Linked DNA regions of Homo sapiens: region 1 is linked to region 2. A link is an interaction called in ENCODE POLR2A ChIA-PET data of the cell type or tissue named here. Cell type or tissue: PC-9. All regions are shown on one strand. Links, peaks and the distances in the headings refer to the core of each region. The heading gives the core; the rest is flanking DNA. Region 1 has its middle 12 kb from the start of ACBD5. Region 2 has its middle 2.7 kb from the start of FAM238C.

Region 1 (2,910 bases), core at 138-2,637, 310 kb before region 2:
GGAAAAGCAGCCCCGCCTCCTCCTGCTGATCAGAGTATATGAATCCTGCCCCAGTGGTGATGTATTTCTTGTCTTTTGGTTACTGGACCCAAAGAATCTAAAGCACCCAACCCATAACCTTTAGAGAACAGGACTTGCCTGCCTTCCAGATCCCAGAGCTGCAGTGATGAGAAGCACAGGAAAACCTTAGAAGATTATTGGGAGCATTTGTAACTGGGGACACTCCTGTTTCTACCTCTCAGTTTCCTGTAGATTCTTCCTATGAAGAACTACTATATAAAGATCTGTGATTGAATATGTATAAAAGATGATGCCTCCTGCTTTCAGAATGTCTCTTTTGGCATAGTACCTCCTTTGCATCTTGAGAAGATTTCCCCAGGGCTCCATGAGTCCAACTGCGGCTTTTTTTTTTTTTTTTTTGAGACAGAGTATAGCTCTGTCGCCAGGCTGGAGTACAGTGGCTCAACTGCAACCTCCGCCTCCCGGGTTCAAGTGATCCTTCTGCCTCAGCCTCCCGAGTAGCTGGGACTGCAGGCGCCCACCACCATACCCGACTAATTTTTGTATTTTTAATAGAGACGGGGTTTCACCATGTTGGCAAGGATGGTCTTGATCTCTTGACCTCGTGATCCACCCGCCTCGGCCTCCCAAAGTACTGGGATTACAGGCGTGAGCCACCATGCGCGGCTGGAATTAAGACTATATATATATTGATTTTTTTTTCTTGAAATCTACATGGATTTAAGAATCATTAGTATATTGAACGGGAAGAAACAAGATGGCGGCTGAAGGTGATCCAGAGTGGGGCCCCAGCGATTCGGATTGAGCCTTCTCCCTCCACCCGCTTCGGCAGGCCGGGTCTCTACCGCCCAGGCGCCCGGCCCCTCGGGCCTCCTCGTCAGGCCCCGGCGCTCCCCACTGCCTCCACTGCGCCCGCCGCTCCTCGTCCGCTTTCCCTTCTCCCCCGGTCTCAGCCGCCGCCGCCGCACACGTCCGAACCCATCGGGGGCTCAGCTAGCGGCAACGCAGTAGCAGCCGGGGCAGGTGGGCCGCCGCCAGGATGAGGTGGCGCCCAAGACGCGGCTGAGCTCGGCCAGGGTGGGCAGCAGTAGTTGGCGGAAGCTGCCGCTGCCTTCCGCCCCCACACACGCACACCACACCACACACACCAGCGCCCCTGGCGGCGGCGGCGGGGGCGGCGGGGCTGGGGCAGCCACCTGGCGTGCACCACCGAGGCCCTCGGCCGTTAACAAAGTGGTATACGATGACCTCAAGAGCGAGGAGGAGGAGTACGGCGACGCTGAGGAGACCCAGGAGTCTGAGGACAACTAGGAGGATGAGATGGAGGAGGACGACGATGACTTCGATTACCCTTACCCGGAGGAGCTGGAAGACGACGAGGAGGACTCCAGTTACTGCAGGGAAAGCAACTTCAGGAGCCATAGTACCTACAGCAGCACTTCAGGCTGGAATGCAATGTTGCGATCTCGCTTCACTGCAGCCTCTGACTCCCAGGTTCAAGCGATTCTCCTGCTTCAGCCTCCTGAGTAGCTGGGATTACAGGTCAGTTTCTCTCCCTGGAAGGAAGAGTATTCTCGGATTTCAAAAAAAGGAGGAAGAGTTCAGGCTGCCAGAAGTGGACTAGCACTTCTGAATATCCGGAGGCGAGGTCGCCTGACTTCCTTGGGAAGCTCTGCAGTGCCCCCACCCCACCCTACCCCACCACTGCAGGCCCTGGAGTCCTGGGACCACCCAGGTCTGCGACCCAAATCCTTCCTCGCTAAGGGGAGGGGAGGGGGTTCCGGGGGGGCGGGATGGGAAGGGGTGCTTGGACAGGATTGTGACATAAGATTGCCATGGTGACATGGAGCAGATTTAGACCCGAGCCTAATAAAGGTGGCATTAAATAAAGGTGTCATAAAGACAGGGCAGGGCGCACGCTTATAAGGGACACGAGCGTTTCGGGGCTGCCAGAATGGCTCTCGCTCACTGCGCGGTGCCAGCATGTGTCATGTCCCGGCTGTGTTTCTGGGGCCTATGGCCCCTGCTCACGTGGCAACTATTGTGGCTACTAGTCAAGGAGGCTCAGCCTCTGGAGTGGGTCAAGGATCTGCTCCAGCTGACCTCTAACCCCCGGGGGCCGCCTGAGCCCTGGTCTTCCGCTCCTCCCATCTCCCATGGGAATCTCCCCATGCCCCTATTGCCCCAGCAGATCCGGGGGACTTTGATTACCTGGGGCCCTCTGCTTCCTCGCAGATGTCAGCCCCACCCCAGGAATCAACTGAAAATTTGGTTCCATTCCTGGACACGGATTCAGCTGGAGAGCTGCCCCTAGGGCCAGGGCAGTTCTCAGTTGCACACCAGGATTTCAATGACAAGCTGACTCTGCAAGAAAGGCTCCCAGAGGTGGTTCCAATGCTGGACAGGGATCAGAACCAGACCCTAGTTCAGCCTCCTCGCCTCAAAAGTAAGGTTCAAACTGCAGATCTAGATGGGGCTGCAGGTCATCAGGCAGATGAAATACTTGTTCCACTAGACAGTAAGGTTTCAAAACCAACCAAATTTATTTATTGTTTGTTTCACCCAGGAACCTGAAGAAAGATCTAGCTCAGCATTGGAGCATTGCTGATATTGTTGGAATTCCACAGCAATTATCCAAACCACAGCGTTAGAAACAGACTTTGCAGGATGAATATTCGAGTATGGATACACAGTATCCTGGCAGCCTGCCTCCAGAACTCCGGGTGAACTCAGATGAGCCTCCAGGGTCCCCTGAGTAAGTTGGACTTTCTCAATTCCATCTAGAGCCTGAAACTCAAAATCCAGAGACCCTTGAAGATATCCAGTCCTCTTCACTCCAGGAAGAAGCCCCAGAGCAGCTTCCACACCTCCTTCTTCAACCCAGCAGGA
Region 2 (2,910 bases), core at 137-2,636:
ACGCCCAAAGGTAGGGAGGAGACAGTTCGCTTTCCTATCCCCGGCCCCAAGCAGGAGGACTTGCTCTGACTGGATTCCCCACCCCTTCTTCTTTCCCTGTTGCATCCAGCCGGTTACTTTCCCTTGCCCTGCCCAAATGCCCACTTCGAGGCCCTCTTCTTCTTTTCCTAGGCTGGCTGAAAACTAAGTTTTCAAAATACAAAATGAAAAGTAAGATTTGATTGCTGTAGAGGAAATGTCCAACAGCTCTTGTATTTAAACTTAAGTAGCCCCATTGGGACTCCCAATTTCATATCTTGAGTTCTAGAGGTGCTCCTGCCGTATAGTTCTGAAACTTTCTGCACAAATTCAGTGGATCCTGTGTTTTTTTTTTTGTTTGTTTGTTTGTTTGTTTGTTTGTTTTACATGGAATAGCCCTTTTTTTAACTGCAGAGAAGCTAGAAAAGTCCCAGATAGCAACCTGTGGCCTAGAAAATTTTATTTCTTGATCAAAACAACTATTTATAGATGCTTGTGGTCCAAAGATGCAGATTTCTAATCATGCCCAGAAAGAAGTGATGTCCACTACAGGCAACCAGGGAGGGAGCTTAGGATTGTTTCTCTACCCATAAGAGGGTAGAGAAAGGGAATCCACATGTTTTGATCCCTCCATGTGCGGGGTATAACTGGGTGTTCCTGAATGTGCACCACCTTTGGTGTCAGAGAGAACTGGATTTGAATCCCAGTTCCATCACTCATTATGAAGTGATGGTGAATGAGTTTTTAAATCCTCTGAGCCTCAGTTTGCTCATCTCTAAAAGATGGGATTCTTATGAAGCTTGCATAAGATTAGTATGTAAAAATCTGGGAATAATGCCTGTAATTTAAAAGATGGGGTTATGATGAGGCTTCAATAAGGTAAGTGTGTAAAAACCTGGACACAATGCCTTTAATTTGGTAATCGTTCAATATATGGAGAAGAAGGATTATTTTTCTCTCCTTTAATTTTTAGAACAAGTCCATACAATTGGCATTATTCATATTTTTAAGATAATCAAAGGGTCAGTAAGTTTAAATAAATCACCATACTCACAAAGCAGTTCACAATATATTTACTGGGTAATTGCTACTTAAAAGTAGCAATGATGATCACATTGAAAATCTTGTATTATGTGGCAGTTTTCTTTTCCATGAGCCTCTTCATTTGTGGAAACCATAGAATCTAAGTTGCTCTATCAAAGTGATCATTAGAAAAATGTAATGTCCGTAGTGTATAAATTTTAGAAAATTTCCTCTGTTAGTCTTGTTAATTTGATTGAATATGTGTGTTTTGGATTATGAATATGAATATATATTGATATATGAAATAAGACTTGACATCATAGAGTAATCTTAGCTCATGGCAATGTTTTCTTCTGAAAACAGCTGCCGAACCTTGTCTTTTTTCTAGTTTCCAAAAAAATCAGAGGCGATGGGGCAAGGTGGGTCTTTGAATGTCAGATAGTGCGCGAGGTACATTGGTATACAGTAATTTCCGCATAATTCATATTCATAATTCACAGTAAGGAAACCTGAAAGTTGCTACCGGGTACTAATAAATGAAAGGTGGGGCGGGCTGCTGTGGGGGCGGGGCCTTGTGAGCCAGTGCCTGGACTCGCACAGCACGTCACAAATGGAAGGGCGGCGCGTGGGGGGAACTCAAGGCCTGATTGATTCCTCCTAAGCAGGGCGTGATCTGGTTGGCAGGGCAACCGACCTTCAGTTAGTGCCTTCAGTGGGTGCCTTCAGTTGGTGGCATTTGGTTGCCTTTCCTGGGGACAGGTGGCAGGTGCTCAGCTCTGCAGGGTGGGGGCAATTGAAGGCCCAAGCTGCCCGAGAAGAGCGGAGTTGCCCCATGGGGACCACGCTGGCCTGTAGCATGTGCACCAAAGCCAGCCCCAGGCAGGGCCCCCACAGGGCTTCTGCGGAGCCATCCTGAGGCTTTGACATCTATGAGTGGGCGGCCAGCAAAGGCGCAGGCCCCAGCACAGAGGAGCAGAGGCGGCCGGAACACCCTGTCCCTTGATACCAGCCCCAAGCAGAGCCACCTCAGGATAAGGTGTTTGGAGCCGTCCTGCAGCTCTGAGATCCACGAGGTGGCGGTGGGAGTAGCACCAGACTCCACTGATTTGGAGTCTGCCCTGTCTGATTCAGGAGACATGACTAGCAGCACATCGGCACCAGAAGACGCCAGAAGGTAGGGAGACTACAGATACCGCTTGGCATTAGGAGCTCTGGTGACCCAAGTATCCACAGCCTAGGGCTCCTCCCTCCTGCCCTAGTTTGCTTTCCTAGGCCCAGGCCCCAAGCAGGAGGACTTGCTCTGACTCCACTTCCCACCCCTTCTTCTTTCCATGTTGCATCCAGCTGGTTACTTTTCATTGCCCTGCCCAAATGCCCACTTCTGGGCCCTCTTCTTCTTTTCTTAGGCCTGTCAAAACTAAGTTTTCAAAATACAAAAAGGATGCCACAGATTTCATTACGGTAGAGGAAATGTCTGACAGCTCTTGTATTTAAACTTAGCTAGCCACATTGGGACTCCCAATTTCATATGTTGAGTTCTAGAGCAGAGCTCTCTCTCCTAAAGTAATGGCTGAGGGTTAGAGGTACGCTTCTTCATTCTAATAATAAAAAATGATTTCTTGTAGAGACAGGGTTTCACTGTGTTGCCCAGGCTGGTCTCAAACCCCTGGCCTCAAGTGATTCACTCACGTTGGCCTCCCGCTTTGTTGGGATGACAGGCAAGAACCACCACACCTGGCCTTGGGAGCTGCTCCTGCTTTGTGTGTTTTGGCTGGTCTTCCTGCACAGCTGTCGGTAAGATGCTCCTGCAGCATAGTTCCAAATCTTTCTGCACAAATTTAGTGGATGATGTGATTTTTTACATGGAAT

Evidence for each region. Peaks named below come from ENCODE experiments on the same cell type or tissue, not always from the same donor. Only the 100,000 strongest peaks of a DNase experiment are listed, where the experiment ranks them.
Region 1: POLR2A ChIA-PET joins it to region 2 with 8 read pairs; 3 of 35 experiments call an interaction of 5 or more read pairs at or near these places.

The regions. Positions count from the first base shown.
Region 1 is chr10:27,250,858-27,253,767 of GRCh38, reverse strand. It overlaps the pseudogene LRRC37A6P. Among named protein-coding and RNA genes, the nearest start is that of ACBD5, 12 kb to the right of the region's middle. RefSeq lists a silencer at 1,051-1,280 and an enhancer at 1,321-1,480. In PC-9, for the core only: CTCF peaks have their summits at 933 and 1,133; a DNase peak (open chromatin) is centred at 1,147; H3K4me3 peaks cover 1,353 bases; H3K27ac peaks cover 585 bases.
Region 2 is chr10:26,943,248-26,946,157 of GRCh38, reverse strand. No RefSeq gene overlaps it. Among named protein-coding and RNA genes, the nearest start is that of FAM238C, 2.7 kb to the right of the region's middle. In PC-9, for the core only: no CTCF peak of the experiment used is centred there; no DNase peak of the experiment used is centred there.